2 separate regions of the Homo sapiens genome follow, and region 1 is linked to region 2. A link is a loop called in an ENCODE intact Hi-C map of the cell type or tissue named here. Cell type or tissue: endothelial cell of umbilical vein. All regions are shown on one strand. Each heading gives the region's core, and the rest is flanking DNA. Links, peaks and the distances in the headings are about the cores only. Region 1 has its middle 11 kb from the start of LYZL2. Region 2 has its middle 35 kb from the start of LINC02644.

The links. A loop is a pair of places that touch in the nucleus more often than their neighbours do. Peaks named below come from ENCODE experiments on the same cell type or tissue, not always from the same donor. Only the 100,000 strongest peaks of a DNase experiment are listed, where the experiment ranks them.
Region 1: a loop joins it to region 2, with 6 times the contacts of the local background. A loop is called at or near these places in 5 of 110 quality-filtered maps.

What each region holds. Positions count from the first base shown.
Region 1 is chr10:30,635,970-30,644,640 of GRCh38, reverse strand. No RefSeq gene overlaps it. Among named protein-coding and RNA genes, the nearest start is that of LYZL2, 11 kb to the right of the region's middle. RefSeq lists an enhancer at 137-708. In endothelial cell of umbilical vein, for the core only: a CTCF peak has its summit at 4,503 (motif pointing left); DNase peaks (open chromatin) are centred at 2,540, 2,780, 4,480, 6,370 and 2 weaker places; H3K27ac peaks cover 3,920 bases.
Region 2 is chr10:30,684,149-30,692,819 of GRCh38, reverse strand. It overlaps the pseudogene SVIL2P. Among named protein-coding and RNA genes, the nearest start is that of LINC02644, 35 kb to the left of the region's middle. RefSeq lists enhancers at 4,780-5,318, 8,339-8,671. In endothelial cell of umbilical vein, for the core only: a CTCF peak has its summit at 4,977 (motif pointing left); a DNase peak (open chromatin) is centred at 4,939; H3K27me3 peaks cover 567 bases.

The sequences.
Region 1 (8,671 bases), core at 253-8,252, 48 kb after region 2:
ACATTCCACACTTCCTGATATAGAATACTATGAAGCCATAAAAAACAATGAGATCATGTCCTTTGCAGGGACATGGATGGAGCTGGAGGCTATTATCTTTAGCAAACTAACGCAGGAACAGAAAAACCAAATACCGCATGTTCTCACTTATAAGTGGGAGCTAAATGATGAGAACACATGGACACACAGAGGGGAACAACACACACTGGGGCCTTTCGGAGGGTGGAGGGTGGAAGGAGGGAAAGGATCATGAAAAATAACAAATGGGTACTGGGCTTAATGCCTGGGTGATGAAATAATCTGTACAACAAACCCCCATAACAGGAGTTTACCTATATAACAAACCTGAACTTAAAAGTTAAAAAAAAAATCCTGATAAAGTCCATACTCCGTAGAATAAGCCCTGATACAGGACTGAACACACAAGCTACGCAGTGAAGAAAGCCTCGTACCATTCTGTCCTTCGGACAGTCACCTCCCCCTGCAAACCTCCTGTTCTCCAACCAACCCATAAAGTATGCCTGCCAAGGAGAGTGTATATTCCTGTCACCACGGAGGACTATCATTTATAGAACAGTAAGTACTAGGCCACGTCTCCGGGGCTGGGGTTCTCCGGCTTCGTACAGGACACAAGCTCACTGCCACCGCCTCTGCCAGCCAGTCCCCAGCCACCAGCCTCCGCAGTCTGCCTAATAAGGCAATCTGCAGGTTGACCGGTGGCTTACAGGTCACCACTGCAAAATGCACACTCTGGGCTTGAAGCAAAGGGAGAGGCTACCTTTTGGCAGACAAAGGGTTACCCTGTGCCAAAAACTCTTCCAAGGCCGCACTGGGACTCCATTTACATAATAATAGAAACTTGTCCCTGCAGTTGGCCAGACTCCAGCCACAGGGTCCAGCTTACAGAGCTGAAGAAAGCTGAACTTCTGCAGTGGCCTGGAGCTTGCTCAGCCTTTACATGGAAACATCTCCTCTTTGCCTTCTCCCAACCTCATCAGAGGACTCCCAGAAAGTCCATCTTGCAGGAACTTATGTGGCATATATTCGATTCTCTGAGGCTCCCTGACTTCAAAATAGCAACCTGCAAATTGACTGCATATCCCAGATGCTTAAAAAAGAGCCATAGGTCAGGGGAACAATTCTCAGCATTCCAGAAAATAATTACACACTAGCGAAAAGTGGACGTCTGTATTTCCAACTAAGGAGGCGGAGTTGTTGGTCAAGCGATGCCTGATTACAAATATTCATTATTTTTAATTCTATGAAGATCTGGACTCAGAGACTCTCCCCAACCCTGGACCCTGCACTATACTACGCATATAAGGAAAAGAACAGATCTCTGGTGATTAATTGCAGCACATTCATCATTGCATGAATTTCCTTCAGCTTTTAGCCACGGGGCCCCTTTGTCATTCAGAAGGCATCCCACCCACTGGCTCACCAGAATTTAATATGTCCCAACGGAGTTTTGAAATCTACCAGCATTTCAACAGTGGACTGGAGCTGCCGAACCACAGCAAAATTAGGAAGGGGTCAAGGAGCATGAGATAGCAATACCGTGGAGGTTAATAGTCAGCAAACCACCAGTTTAGAGTCCTGTGCCTAGTCAAATCTAGCACCGCTGAAACGTGTGCTGGTGGCAGAGACGCATCTGACACTTCGTCCCTTCACTCTGCCCTTTGTGCCGGTGTCCAGTGTGGACTCTCTTCACGTTAAGACACTTCCTGTGCAGCTTCTCGGACACCCGGCAGTGAACATACAGCACCCATTCATTCTCCGCTTCTCTGGGAAATGGAGTCTGGGATGTCTGAAACAAGACTCATGAAAAGTGGTTGCCTATTAAGGGCCATTATGTTAGAGACATAAATAGCGGATTGATTTTTAGTTTTTACTAATCCAGCATTTACCAATTCAAATTACGTTCTAGGGGGCCGGGCATGGTGGCTCACGCCTGTAATCCCAGCACTTTGGGAGGCTGAGGCGGGCAGATCACCTGAGGTCAGGAGTTGGAGAACAGCTGGCCAACATGGTGAAACCCTGTCTCTACTAAAAATACAAAAATTAGCCAGGGGTAGCACGTGCCTGTAGTCCCAGCTACTTGGGAGGCTGAGGCAGAAGAATCGCTTGAACTCAGGAGACCGAGGTTGCAGTGAGCCGGATCGCGCCACTGCACTCCAGCCTGGGCGACAGAGCAAGACTTTGTCTCCAAACAAAACAAAACCGAAAATAGTCCCTACGGAATTCTCTATAATAGAGTGGGGAAGGAAAATAAAACCTTGGGATCCCCAAACTCACTATGCCAAAGGGAAAGTGAAGCTTAGGAACTGAGTCACATAAAACTGCCTTCCTTTTGCTCCCAAAAAGATAGCTGTGACCTCACAGGCTTCCTTTACCTTATGTAAAATGTAGATAAACCATGCAAGAAACAAATATGTAATTGACTTCCCCCCCCTTTGTTTTCACAAGTAAAATGTAGATTCACTAAGTGCTCATCAGAGCCTCACAAGAATGTGACAACTTGCCTCATTCCCTACTGACATGGCTTCACTCTCTGTCCCCACCTGAATCTCATCTGGAATTGTAAACTCCACATGTCAAGGGAGGGACCTGGTAGGAGGTGGTTGGATCATGGGGGTGGTTGCCCCCCTGCTGTTCTCATGATAGTGAGTGAGTTCTCATGAGATCTGATGGTCCCAATGGGACTTACGTCTGTTTTTCCCGGGTGCATTCTCAACCTTGGCAAAATAAACCTTTAAGTGGATTGAGATGCCTCAGTTACTTTTCAGTTTACAAGAGGTTATCAGAAATTCCTGTCTAGATATTCATGCCAAAGGGGAAAAAACAAGGATGTGAGACACTCGACACCAAAAGCCTGTCCTCCAGCTCTGTGGAAAGTAGCACTGGGAAACAGAGTTTTATTTATTTATTTATTTTGAGACAGAGTCTTGCTCTGTCACCCAGACTGGAGTGCAATGGAGTGATCTTGGCTCACTGCGTCCTCCTCCTCCTGGGTTCAGGCAATTCTCCTGCCTCAGCCTCCCGAGTAGCTGAGATTACAGGCACCAGCCACCGTGCCCGCCAATTTTTGCATTTTTAGTAGAGACAGAGTTTCACCATGTTGGCCAGGTTCCTCTCGAACTCCTGACCTCAGGTGATCTGCCTGCCTTGGCCTCCCGAAGGGCTGGGATTATAGGTGTGAGCCACCACGCCTGGCCTGGAAACAGTTTTAAAAAGTAACATCAACCCCATGCTGCCCTATCACATCATCGCCCGCACGGCCTCGACACTGAAGCACTCAGCTCACACTCACCTTTGTCTCCTCCAACTTAGGCAAAGGAGGAGAGGATCCACAGCTGGCCAACAGTGTGACGGGAATCTGGAGGGGAGGAGAGCGGCTCTGGGCCCACTGTAACCCCCAGAAACTGTGGGGACTTCACCAGTCCCCTTGCATGTCCCCTGCAGCCTGTAGCCACGGAACAGGCTGGCATTTGTTTATTTTAATGACAAGCAGCTAATTTCCTACTGTTTAAAGCCAAGTTAGATGGCACTGAAGCACCACCGTATTCCCCCTTTCCTCTTCAGCTGCCGGCTTTGGGGGCTGTTTGAGCCCCAGTTGGAACTTCCAACCAGAGACCAGGCAAGAAAAGAAAAGGAGGTGAGACAATTTAGTTGCCAGCTACTGACCCTTACAGCAAGCTCTGTCAGTCAAGACTCCTGGAACAGGGGGTCTGGAGTTGCAGAGAGACCTGGATCTGCATGGATGTTCTTATATGGCCAAACCTCAAGACCTCAGGAACTGCAAACTGAAGATAGTAATAAAAGAATACATTAATTTCCCACATAATAGGCAATGTCTACCAGACTAATATTAAGTTTGTTCTCATTAAATATAATGTTGTAAAGGAAAATTCCTCCCTTCCAGTCCCTGGGACTCCCTCCTTAATAATATATTACCAGACCTCCCATCCCATAGGCACTCCCATGTTAAGTCAGTCTGCCCAACAGGTTCCCAGCACAAAAGAGCTACTCACATGCCTGATTGTACTGTGCCAGCCCCTGACACTCAGCTGTGATGGAATATATTTAGTCACTGTCTGTGCATCAGAACTAGAACCTTTGCATTTCCTCCCTGATGTTAAAACGGCATCACCCTTGATGTTAAAAAGTCAAATAGCCTTTGGCTATTAGATCACATATGGCATTTAATTGGGTATCAGAAAGTGATCGTAAAATAAGGAAAGACTCAATCGTCATTTGCAACCTATTTATATGATACTTTATTTTTAAGCACATTATCAGGCTGTATTTATGGATGTTATTTTTAACGTGGACACATGCTTACCTTGTGTTAAGCTTAAGATATGCTGCTATAGTTTTAAACCTCATCCTGCAGTGCTGATTTGACTTAGTCACAGTTATTCACATCTAAGAGTATCAGCTGAAGTACTAACCACTCTTTGAAAAATAGCGCCTTAAAAACTTGATTCCTGAATGCACTCTGTCTCCCTCTGGTGGCAGAAAAGAATTGATGCACTTCCCAAAGCCAGTTTTACAAAACACTCTTACAAATAGAAAACCTGAAGCTAGGACTTTTTTTTTCCCCATAGGTTTTTGGGGAACAGGTGGTATTTGGTTACATGAGTAAGTTCTTCAGTGGTGATTTGTGAGATTTTGGTGCACCCATCACCCGAACAATATACACTGAACCTGATTTTATCCCTCACCCCCTTCCCACCCTTTCCCCCTGAGCCCCCAAAGTCCATTGTGTCATTCTTATGCCTTTGCACCCTTGTAGCTTAGCTTCCCCTTTAAGTGAGAACATACGATGTTTGGTTTTCCATTCCTGAGTTACTTCACCTAGAATAATAGTCTCCAATCCCATCCAGGTTGCTGCGAATGCCATTAATTCATTCCTTTCTATGGCTGAGTAGTATTCCATCACATATATACACCACAGTTTCTTTACCATTCCTTGATTGATGGATATTTGGGTTGCTTCCACATTTTTGCAACTGCAAATTGTGAAGCAAGGAATTTCTGTTTAAAGTAGCTTTAATATCTCCAAGATATGCAATAAATTAACTGTTAGCAAATTATTTCATTTATTCACTCAACAAATATTTATGAAGCATCTAATATGCCAAGCCTGGTTCTGGGGCTGTGGATACAGAGACAAACTCCCTGCCCACATGGACTTAGCTTTTAGCAATAAAGAATAATGTTTTAGCAATTAAAAAATAATGTTTCACATACTCACTGGCCTTTTCATTTTTTTTTTCATTTTTATTTTTATTTTTTGGAGATGGAGTCTTGCTCTGTCACCTAGGCTGGAGTGCAGGGGCACGATCTCAGCTCACTGCAACCTCTGCCTCCCGGGTTCAAGCAATTATCCTACCCCAGCTTCCCAAGTAGCTGGGATTAAAGGCACGTGCCACCACACCCAGCTAATTTTTCATATTTTTAGTAGAGACGAGGTTTCACCGTGTTGGCCAAGCTGACCTCAAACTCCTGATCCACCTGCCTTAGCCTCCCAAAGTGCTGGTATTACAGCCGTGAGCCACCGTGCCTGGCCTGGCCTTTTCTTTTAATGTACATGAAGTGAAATGTATTTACGTGCATGAAATGTCAAATACTCTGGGAAAGCCTGTGATTTTGCATTGCTGCTTTCTCTCTTCAGTTCCTTATCTGTCATTCTCACCTTGACCTCCCCAGGCAGGTCCAGAACTTTCCACCCCGTGCCCTCAAGAAGAACCTGTTGAATAAAATGACTATGGGCCATGGAATCGAAACCCAGGGAATCCAAACTAAGAGGCTTTATTGTCAGCTAAATAAAAGGGCTTTTGCAGTTTCACTTGCCCATATTATAAGCTAAAACATTGACAGTTATAAAAGTGAGGGAGTCTCATAACTAATAGGTCTCTATAAAACTGATGCAATAACGTATCTTAGCAAAAATTTTGTATATAAACACTGCAACTGTGTGAACATGTGCCTGCAGTCCTAGCCACTTGGGAGGCTGAGGCAGGAGGGTTCCTTAGGCCCAGGAGTTTCAGTCCAGCCTGGGCAACATAGTGAGACCCTATCTCTAACAAAAAATAAAATAAAATAAAATAAAATAAAATAAAATAAAATAAATTCTCCCTTGACTGCGTACGAAAGCTCCTGTGCATATCGATGGAGGCAAGGAGAAGCAGTACCTGGAGAGGGTGGGGGTTGTTTTGGAACCTCAGCTCAGCCAGGGGCAATGGAGCTGAGGGCGGAGGTGACAATGCTGTATGACTTCTGTCTCTACTAGCTCCTGAACTGCAGCCACAGATGCCTGTTACACTTGGACCCAAGCAACCCTACATAAGCTGTGAGTCATTGTGCTCGTGAGTCACCTATTCAGAGAATGTGAGTTCTGCAAGCAGCATTTCTCTTCTCTTCACTACTGATGGTGAAGGAATATCAACAGGATGGAGAAAAGTCAATGGTCTGAATATGGTGTTTGCTCTCACCTGTTGTCTGTCCCTGGAGCTGCCTGCTGTAGGCATGTTACTGACAGCAACATGTGACGGCTTCTCCATCGTGCCTCCAAGGGGTTTCTTCACTTCAATTTCTTCCTACATACTGGGCTTGCTCATAGGTCATCCCAAACTTCAGGTCTTAAGAATACTGCCATAGATAGTCCTTTTATGAGCTAGCTGATCATATCTTTGGAATATGGTAAAAATAATTAACACTAGAAGATGGACCCACAGGGAAAAGGGCAGTCAGGTATGTCTGAAACCTAAGAAAGGATTTGGCTGTGTTTTCCAGGGATGTAAGGATAATAGTATATAGAACAGAACACCTAGGCCAAATTGTTGGTTAGGAATGTCATCTCCTTGGTTTGTTTTTTTAGTGTCTTGCTATCTGTTCCGAATCTTAGAACCACAACTCTAAAAGAGTTCTGAAAAATTTTGCCTTCAAGGCTCACCTTTATATAAAATTCACTATGGCTGAAACGAAACTCATATTCCTTCTTGTTTCTGTCTTAGGTTTTCTCTTGGATTGGTGGTGCTGAGGCTTGAAACATTGGAGAAATGTTTGATGTTTTTCTCTCTCTTTTCTTTCCCCTCTCCTTCACTAAGCATGGGACAATTATTCCTTGTGTCTTTTACATACATCTGTTTATTGCCAGTCCCCATGTGGGGATGTCTTGGCAGTTGTGTATGTTGGCCTGAACCTCAGGAGAGAAATCTCAGCCAGAGATAAATTTGGGGATGAAGAAGCCAAGAAGATAACCAGGGACAGGGTAGGTAGAGCAAGAAGATAAAACCAGGCTAAAAACCTAAAGACAAAAATGTTTAAAAAATGAGCAAGGGGATCACAGAAAAAACAGAAATGGGCAAGAGGAGCTGGGCACAGTGGTGCATGGCCGTAATTCCAGTAATTCAGGAGACTGGTGCAGGGGGATCACTTCAGCTGAGACCACCAACATAGTGAGACCTCGTCTCTAAAAAAATATTTTTAAAAATTAGGTGTGGTGGTGTATGACTGCATTCTCAGTTACTTGCGAGCCTGAGGCAGGAGGCTCACCTGAGCTCAGGAGTTAGCGACCAGACTTACCCAATGGACTTGACTTAGAGATGCATTACCTGTGGGAACCCCTGAAACTTAGGGCATGTGCTACAATCCCCAAAGTTCCCTAGAGTAGTCTTAGACTCAGCCCTGTCTGTCACCCTAATGTCATAATGACTCCCGCACTGGTCTATAACAGTGCCAGAAATCTGACTAGTAGGAGTTCATTGATTTGGGTTAAGGCAGTGACTTTTTGTTTTCTAACAAATTTGAAACCAATTATTATTCAGAGCCCAAATATTCAAGCTCCTTCCACTGCTCCTACACCCACAGAAATTAGAGCTGGAGAGCAAGTCAGATTGCTCTGGGGATTAGGAGTGGGTGTGTCCATTCCCTAAGGTGGCTCAGACCTCCTGGTGCAGGGTTTGGGGAACAGGGAGCTCAGTCCTAAGGTAACATCATGGGGATTTTAGTCTCTGAAGAGCTAAAGCTTTCAGTCTGAAAACTGTATTTGAAGATGTCTCAATTCATATTGCCATTCTGTTGGGAAAAGTTACACATTGAGTCAACCTCAGTAATTAATTCCCAATCGTAAATTCATTTGTCAAGTTGGCCAGCTGAGCCCACAGGAAAGTGGCCATCCACGGTGTCAAGGTTAATAGAAGATGGAGAGGACTAACTATTTCAGATTTTCTCACACTTTAGTGGGCATTAGGATCACCTGGGGAGCATGCCAAATCTCAGACTCCTAGAGGCCACCACACCCCTAATTCTGATTCTGCAGACCTAGACTAAGATCAAGAAAATTTTATTCTAACACGTTTTTCAGGTGAGGTTCCCAGGCTGATGGTGAGAACTACACTTTGAAAAACACTGGTAAAAACATTGTAGACCCAGTTATAGGAAATACCCAGAACAGGTAAATCCATAGAGACAGAACACAGAGCAGTGGGTACCAGAGCTGGGAAAAGGGGAAATGGGAAGTGAATTAATGGGAACAGAGTTTCCTTTTGGGGAGATGAAAAAGTTATGGAACTAGAGAGAACCGTTGGATGTGTGCTGTGAATGTACTTAATGACTCTCATTGTATACTTTAAAATGGTTAAAACAGTACATTTTATGTAATGTC
Region 2 (8,671 bases), core at 229-8,228:
TAGACTCCTGCTGCCACTCTCCACCTCCAGCTGCACGGCCTTCTGTTCCCAAAAGGCCTCTTTACGTACCATGGTGTCATATGTGTGTGTCAATATACATATATGTTTAAATGATGATATACAACTCTTTAAACAGTGACATTGGGTGGGCGGAAGATTGCGAAGTGGTTAAATAGCTATGTATGCAAATACCCAAAATACTATTTTGAGGTGGAAAATGGCAAAGGGTTCATTTTTTAAGATAGGAAATGAAAATATGCAAATTGAAACAAATTGAACAAACTGAAACATGCAAAAAATATCTCAAGAGCAGTTTACAGAAAAACATATGATAAGGGAAGAGACTGTCACTCTGACAATTTCGCAGTTAAGACCAGATGGATGTGGTGGATTGCCGTGGATGGAGCCTGTCTAGCGTGTCTCCCTCTGCTTCTGGTAATAGCATCTGGATTTTCCTTCGGGGAAACCACCTCCCTGCGTCCCCACCGTGGCTCTAGAGGAGACCCAGACACCCGCCTTTACCCAGTCAGCATCTTCTATCCCATTGGCCACAGTGACTGGTTTGGGGATGGACACGGGCTCAATTTGAAGCCAAGAAAATCAAACCTGGAACTTCTGCTGGGACTACTGGGAAGAGAAGCTACCCGTGCTGGGCTGGCCAGGGAGGCAGCCTTGTGACTCCAGAGGTGGGGTGTCCATCTGCCGCCAGGCCACTGCCTAACGGAGAGTGAGGCCAAGGAAAACAGCCAAGACAGACTGTGTTCTGAGGGGCTTTTAGAACCCGAGGCCACTTCCGTACTTTTCAGCGAGTGAGCTAGTAAACCCCGCCTCACTTTTCAGCGAATGAGCCGGAAACCTGCCCCCCAGCACTTTCCAGCGAATGAGCCCGGAAACCTGCCCCCGCACTGTTCGGCAAGTGAGCCAGTAAACCCCTCTCATTTTTCTTTTTGGCTGAAGTCGGTTTGAACTGGGATGGTTTTCTGGCACTTGAAATTGACGGGATCCTAATACCATTATCGCTTTTCCTAGTTGGTTTAGTCATGATCCCGTGGGAAGAGAAACCCTTAGTCATCACTGAGAAAACCCGCAGATCTATTGATTTTGTAAATGATTGGAAGCTAAGTAACATGCCTTACTGATTTTCTAGTGAGCTGTACTAATTTGAGCCCATCTCATCCAAATATTTTGCAAAGTTATGAGTAAGAAATATGTCAAATGAAAGACAGGTGTTGAACTCTCTGCTAAGTGATATAAACATAAAAACTGCAAAACGGTATTCAAATTATGTGAAAAATTCATTGACTCTTTATGGCACAGGACAAGCATCTGTGGCCCACGCGGTCTGCCTGCATGCACATCTGGTCTGCCGTCTGCATGTTTTATCTGCTGCGAGGCTCCGTGCCCCTGGCTCCTGCAACACGGTGCCCTGGCTCTAGAATACTAACGCGGCTGTGATGGAGTTAGAAAGAGAAGGAGGCCACACTGGGGGAAGAGCCTCATGGATGTGCCCTCTGCAGGCGAAGGAAGCCCTTCTCAGTGGAGGAAAGACGGAGACCCAAATAACTCACTTGGGTGCATAAGGATCGAAAATGACATCGAAGTCCTCGTCCAGCTCCACAGGACTTCTCAGCATATTACAATCCACGTTGCGGTAAAATTGGGCAAAGGTTTCGTCATCATCCGGCTTCATCAGCTCCTTCACAGATTTGCCGGTGACAGTGAGCACCGTTTCGTGCATCCCGCCAACTATCAACAAACAAGCAAATGACGTAAGAGTTTTATAAAAACAAGGACTCCAATTATGCTTCACCAATAGTTTAAAAATTCTATTTCCTCCTAAGTTCCAGGAGTGGAAGAAATACGGTTGTGATATACAAGGTCCTGCGGTTGCTTCCCACCTGAACAAATCTGCAGTAAAACGGGAGAGAGGGAGGCTGACCTTACTGCACACAGGAGCCCACTGAACGCTTCTGAACCTGCACTTGCTTCTGTTGAGGGTAGATGAACCAGCCTCAGCCTCATTCTACATGAAGGGCTGGCAAACTTCTTCGGAAAAGGGCCAGCCAGTAAACATTTTAGGCTTTGCATGGGGAGGGGTGACATGGGGCCCGTGTTACAACAACTCCGTTCTGCTGTTGTAATGCAAAAGCTATTGACAATAGTTCACAAATAGGCATGGATGTGTTTCAGTAAAACTTTATTTACAAAAACAGAGCTGGGCATGGTGGCTCACGCTTATAATCTCACCACTTTGGGAGGCTGAGGCTGGAGGATCGCTTGAGCCCAGGAATTCAAGACCAGCCTAAGCAACATAGTGGGACCCCATCTCTCCAAAAACAGAAAAAGAAAAAAAATTAGCCAGGCTTAGGGGTGAACACCCATAGTTGGAGCTACTCAGGAGGCTGAGGTGGGAGGATTGCTTGAGCCCAGGAGTTCAAGGCTGCAGTGAGCTATGATGGCACCACTGCAGTCTAGCCTGGGTGACAGAGCAAGACACTGTCTCTAAAAAACAAACAACAACAAAAAACCAAAGCAGGTGGGCAGCTGGATTTGGCAGTGGCCATCGCTTGCTAACCCACAGGCTAGATCACTGTTCCACATTTGTAATAAATGCTTTGCTGATTGGCATTCCCTGCTTAGCTAGTTTAGTGATTATATTATACTTTTATATTTCTGTTCAGTGGTGGTTGTATTATTTTTAACCTTTTAGTGGTCACTGTCAATAGTAGGGGCTCCCAGTGCCTAGTATTTGATAAGTTTCCCGGATTGGACATTTTAATCAAGAGATAAAAGGCAATTTCTGCATATTGCTCTTTTATTTTGCATATTTCTTTGACTTGTATATTGAAATATTTAGTTCAACATTCATTTGCCATAATTTTACTTTAGAAATCGTTTGTGATTATAAGAAATAATGTCAGCTTTTACCTTATTGGAAACTGATAACATACAATTTAAAGTTCACCAGGCCCAAGATCATGTTGATTTGCTGATGTATAATAATCTGCTTTCAGAGTTATAAGCAAAATCACTTAGTTCACAATTCCAATTGGATGGCATCCCAAGGGCTTAGATTCAAGAACAAATGTGATATTGGGAGTCCCCAATTTAGTATGTTATCAAATGAATTAGGGCTTGATAGTCTAATCGGTCTTGACCAAAACTTCATTTTTTGAAGATAACAACAAAGGCGGTGATTACAGTATGAATTAGGAAAGCCATAATAGAAAGAAAACAATTTAGCTGAGGAAGAAAAGCAATCAGAATTAGGATTTAGAGATTCTGAGAGCAAAGCCTTCTGGCTTCCGGTAGGTATGTTTTTGTTATTCAGTCTTCTTAGAAAGGTTTCCAGCCTGTCCAGCTTCAGGTCCCATTCTAACTGCGTATCTGGTCTGGCTTCGATATCTAGGCAAGCAGAAACCGTCAGTGAGACAGCATCACTAAGGCCTCTTCTGATCAGGCTTGGCGTGGCCGAGGCCTTGGCGACTTACCTTCCAGGGGTTTGGAAACGGGTGTGGTGCCTCTTGTTTTACCGCAAATGGCTGAGGCTACTGGGGTTATGGCAGTAGGTGACGCCAAACCTGTGGAACACACAGACGAGCTACTGAGCATCTCAGGGTCACTTCTGGAAATCTCCGGGACCCTGACCGATCTCCAGGAGTCCCAGGGTAGACGGCACAACATATAAGAATTTACACACATGCAGGCACACACACACACATTTCACACGTACCACGACTGTGGGACAACCAACTGCAGATGTAGACAGGATTTTATTATTTCCAAGGACTGTAGTGGCTGACGAGCTGATAATCCAAAATGAACGGTGGAGATGTGGGAAAACATGTCCATGACACGTAGACTTGAGCAAATGCAGCTGTGAGTTCTGAGGCCCTTTGGAGATGGTGGGGGCAGCTGAGAGTGCATTGGTGCCATCTGCAGAATGAACTGTGTCACACTTGCCAGCAAGTGGCCCCCCACACTGGAGCTCTCCTCCAGGCTGAGGGGAGGGAGGGACAGTGGCCTTGGGGACATGACACAGACAGTAACCCAAGGAGGGTCAACCTTTCAGAAGAAACCACAGAGCAGGGCAGGTCTGTACCGACTACAAGTTTTGGAAGGTCCAGTCCATCTCCCGTGTGGGCAGAAACAGGAAATGCTTTTCCTCGTATATTTACCGAGAAGCAGGGTGGGGAATCTTTAAAAGGGAAAGTGGTGAGAGACACATGAAAGGGAAAGGGAGGAATTCCTGCATGGAGAAAGTATCCAGCTAGAAGAAGAAAACTTAGTAAAGAGAAGGATGAGTATTGCTTCCCTAACCTAAGTGGAAGGCATTGGAAAGAAAACTAATTAGTGCATTTACAAAAAACCAAAATGAGATGTGAATGTTCTCTGTACTCATTTGTAATAAATGTGAAATCCTTAGATGACATTGCCACTTAGATGACAATGCAACCCTGGACGAACAACATCGACAGGATATGCAAATCACTATCACAAGGAAAACCAAATGAATGAATGATTCTGCCCCTTCCTCCTGTGAACGGGAGAAGTATTATAGCATAAAAAATTTAATAAAAATACAATTAAATGGTTTAAAACTCAAGTTTTAGGTAATATCCTAGAAGTACTTCTCATTTTATATATGTTTGATTGATGATGTCATTAAAAGTTTTAAAAGTTGTTTCAATTGCCAGAACTGCAAAGGGTTTATATCCATGAGAAATTAAACTTTCTTGAAAGATTTAAAGATAAATAAAATCTGGTATCACAGGGTGGGGAGGGAAATCATCATTCACTAGAAGGATGCTTAAGAGACATCAGAGGAGTTCATTAGCAAAGAGGCCGTTAACTCCGCAGCTAATAAACAGGACTGGCTCTGAAGGCTGGTTTCCAAAGCAACCGGAGAAATCCATCCCTATCTTGGCCGGTGCCGGGCAAATCCGCTGCCATGGCTCCCCCTGCTGGCGGTTCAGGCAGTGGCACTATCCAAAAGAGCTCTTCTCCCAGCTAGAGATAAGGATCTTTAGGCAATGAATGGCTCAGGGCATGGAGATGCAGATTACAAAATGTTAAGACAAAACAAAGATCCCACCATAGCTCTTTTCAATGAATTCTAGGTACAGCAACCAGTCACCTACTGTCTTCGGGAACATTTTCACGTCTCTCTTACTCCAGGTGTGGTTGGAGTACTTGGCTTCCAGGAGAATCCTAGAATACCACGAGAACCTTGTGGAGTGCTAACCGTTACACAGAATCAAGGAATATAAAAAAGGGAGAAAGTCCTAACGTGGCTAGCGGGAGAAGAGAGGTTTCTGGGGTAAGAGAATGAAGGTCAGGTCCCAGATGCCTCCTGGCAACGCGCTGAGAGGTGGTCACTCCTGGTGGCCTGATGTTTCTGGGAGATAGGACCCCAGGCTGTTGTGCAGGGGGTTATTTTATTCTGCAGTGAATGTTAATCGGTTACCATATCACTGCAAATCAAAAAGTGCTAATGACTCAAGTGAAACATATAACCCAGGAGGTGATGGCAAATATTAGAAACAGAAGAGACAGTTTTTTCATTAATTATAAAGTATAAGAAGATAATTTCCTCAGTGAGCCATATAACACCTGTTAAATAAAGATCTCTGATATATTCAGGAAAATATGAAAGCGAACTCATCCACCGAGAAATGGGAACTGTTGCTTCCACAAACCTGAATAAGAGCAAATCTATATCCTCTGATGTCAATGTGGACAAGGGCAGTGGCATTTGGTAGTAAGAACCCACTTACAAATAAATTCAGATTTTTAAGATGGAAGAGGAAAAAAGAAACCAAAGCAGAAAGTCATCAAGATGAAAGTCTGGGCTAGAAGTTGGAAAACCTGAGGTCTGGTTCAGGTTCTCAGTTCCAGTTCTACTTAGTCACCCTGCACCTAACGACGTGCTTCTGTTAAAGAAGGGTTGGGGCTCACGTTAAAGGAGTTTAAACATGAGTGTCCAGTTCTGTGATCTGATGCAGAAAATTGGCAAATAATTTACTGTAAGAGTAAATTATCTTCTCTCATCTTTTCACAATTCCAAGATGAGGCTGAAGAGATGTATTGGAAGGGATTCCCCACTAAGATTTGAGTTATTTACAATTCAGGGATTTCCCCTCCTTTCCTTCTGCAAACATTTATTATGTACCTATAATGAATTAGGTACTATTCATGAAAGCATGGACCCCTAAAGGTTCTGAGAAAAAGGAAAGCTAAGCCTATAAAGTTGATGACAAGATGTTAAGACAAAGTGAATGTGAAAATGTTTACCACTAAGTTGGGAAATCTGCTTTTAAATAATAGCTTAGAAAATGATGGTATGTGCATATAGGTGACAAAGGGACCCCAAATTTTAACGATTTCCTGCAGGACATGAAACAAAGCCCCAAACACTCCTATGAAGACTTAAAGCTCTCAGATGACTTTACTAAGTATTTCATATGTAAGTCAATTTCATAAATGTTTGAATACAGACAACAAATCAGTTCCAAGAGCTCAGCAGCAAAGAATGGACTGCCCCAGAGACATCCCACTGCCTTGGAACTGAGGACATATTTTAGACATCTATTAAAGCATATCCAGGATTGACTTTGGTCAGTCAGAGAAATCAGGTTTGATGGAGAAGGACCCAGGAATTAATATAAAAGGAAGAGGAGACAAACTTCTCTATTGTGAAAGGCTGACTTGGGGTAAGTGGTTGCCAGGTCACAAGAAAATGGAAACGATTTAAAAGTAATTATGGGAAAGGACCAAGATTTGCTAGCAGACCTGAATTGCTTTTGAAACCTACAATTGCATTCAATTCTAAAGGGGTAAGTTTTGAAATAGTGACAAATTAAATTATGCATTTGAAGATGACACTATTTATGACAAAAAGATATTCAGTAGGACTATCTCACAGAACCTACCCAAAAAACATGTACAGAATGTCAGTAAGTTTAAAACTTTTTAAAGAAAGCTGGACAGGGTGTCTCACGCCTGTAGTCCTAGCTACTTGGGAGACTGAGGCGGAAGGATCACTTAAGCCCAGGAGTTTGAGACCAGCCTGGGAAACACAGTGACACCCCATTTCTACATAAAAGTTTTAAAAAGCCAGGCATGGTGTTGCACACCTGTAGTCCCAGCAACTAGAGAAGCTGAGGTGGGAAGATTGCTTCAGCCCATGAGTTTGGGGCTGCAGTGAGCCATGACTGAGCCACTGCACTCCAGCCTAGGCAACAGGGCAAGACCTTGTATCTTAAAAAAAAAAAAAAAATTAAAGAGACCATGGTTTCTTCTTTTAAATTGAGCTATCGTGTACCACCATGCCCTCCATGGGTGAGTGTGCTCACATGTGTGCATTGTGCACACACCACACACATACACAGGCACACACACACAACTGACCTTTCTTCACCATCCTGCCAGCCACAGTGAACTGGGTCGAGTCGTTGGCCGCTCCTCTGCCTCTCGTCTTCCAGGCCTCCTCTCTCACAGTGATGAGCTGCTTCCTCTCCTCAATCATCATTTGGCTCTCTCGACTTTCTGTGACCCGCTGTTCATAAATGTACAGAAGAGAAAACAGGAGAGAGAAATGACAGCGGTGTGGATCTCAGCCTGCAGCATTTCATGCGTGAAAAAAGCAGGTAGACAAAGAGGAGTAAGTATATTGTCCAAAGATGTTCAAAAATGTTCTATCTGAAATGGGCTCAGCTTCCTTACGTGCAGGTTGGGTGGGAGATCACCATTGGCGATGCTGTAACTTTAGATGAACGCCTCTGTCCTGTGACTTACCGGTTTGGGGCACTGGAGCACCAGAACAATTCTTTGTAAACACAAACAATTAAAAATAGATTGTTTTCATGCCCTGGACTCTACAGGGTTTTAAAGTTTCTCTGTCTTAACCCATCTAGTTAAACTCAGTTAACTGGGAGATTTTTATCCCTATATACTCACAAAGAACATGATTGATCTAGAAAACTTTATCCATGTGAGCACACGAGGAACTTGCCCAGTTAGAGACAGGGAAGGCTGGTTAGGAATAAGGGGCAGGAGGTTTTCTGGCACTCTGCTTGGTTTTTCCTGCAGCCACTGATGTTCTGCGGGCAGGTAGACAACCAGGAGAGCCCACAGAAGTGGCTTTAAACTGTGAGACATCTGATGTTGAGGGTGAACTATGCTGTAGAAAAAACCTACATGCACGGTAACATTTCTACGTAAAATGCTCTCAGCAGTTTCTAATTGGAAAATTTCTGGAGAGATCTGCTTCTTCCATTTCCAAGCCATTGGTGATGCTCATTAAGCTTGTGGTTGGGGATGTGGCAGGAGGGGAAGGGGAAGAAGCTACAGGGGACTCAAAGGGTATCAGGAAAGGAGGAGGGGCTCAGGACAGGCCTAGGATGAGGAGATGGGACTGAGGAGGGAGGGAGAGGAGCAGCGATGGAGGCAGAGGACAGGACTCACGCCACTGAGTGATGTGTATTGGGGAGAAGAGTGTAGTTGGCGGTCGCGGGCAATACCAGGGCAGGAGATCCTCAAACGCTGGCCGGCAGAGTTTGCTTTTCCTCTGTCTTCAAGCCATCCCTCCCTGCACCACAAGACCCCTGTCTATGGCGAGGCACTGGGCTGGGTGGGGAGCGGGGGAGAAGCACAGGAGGTGTGGAGCTAA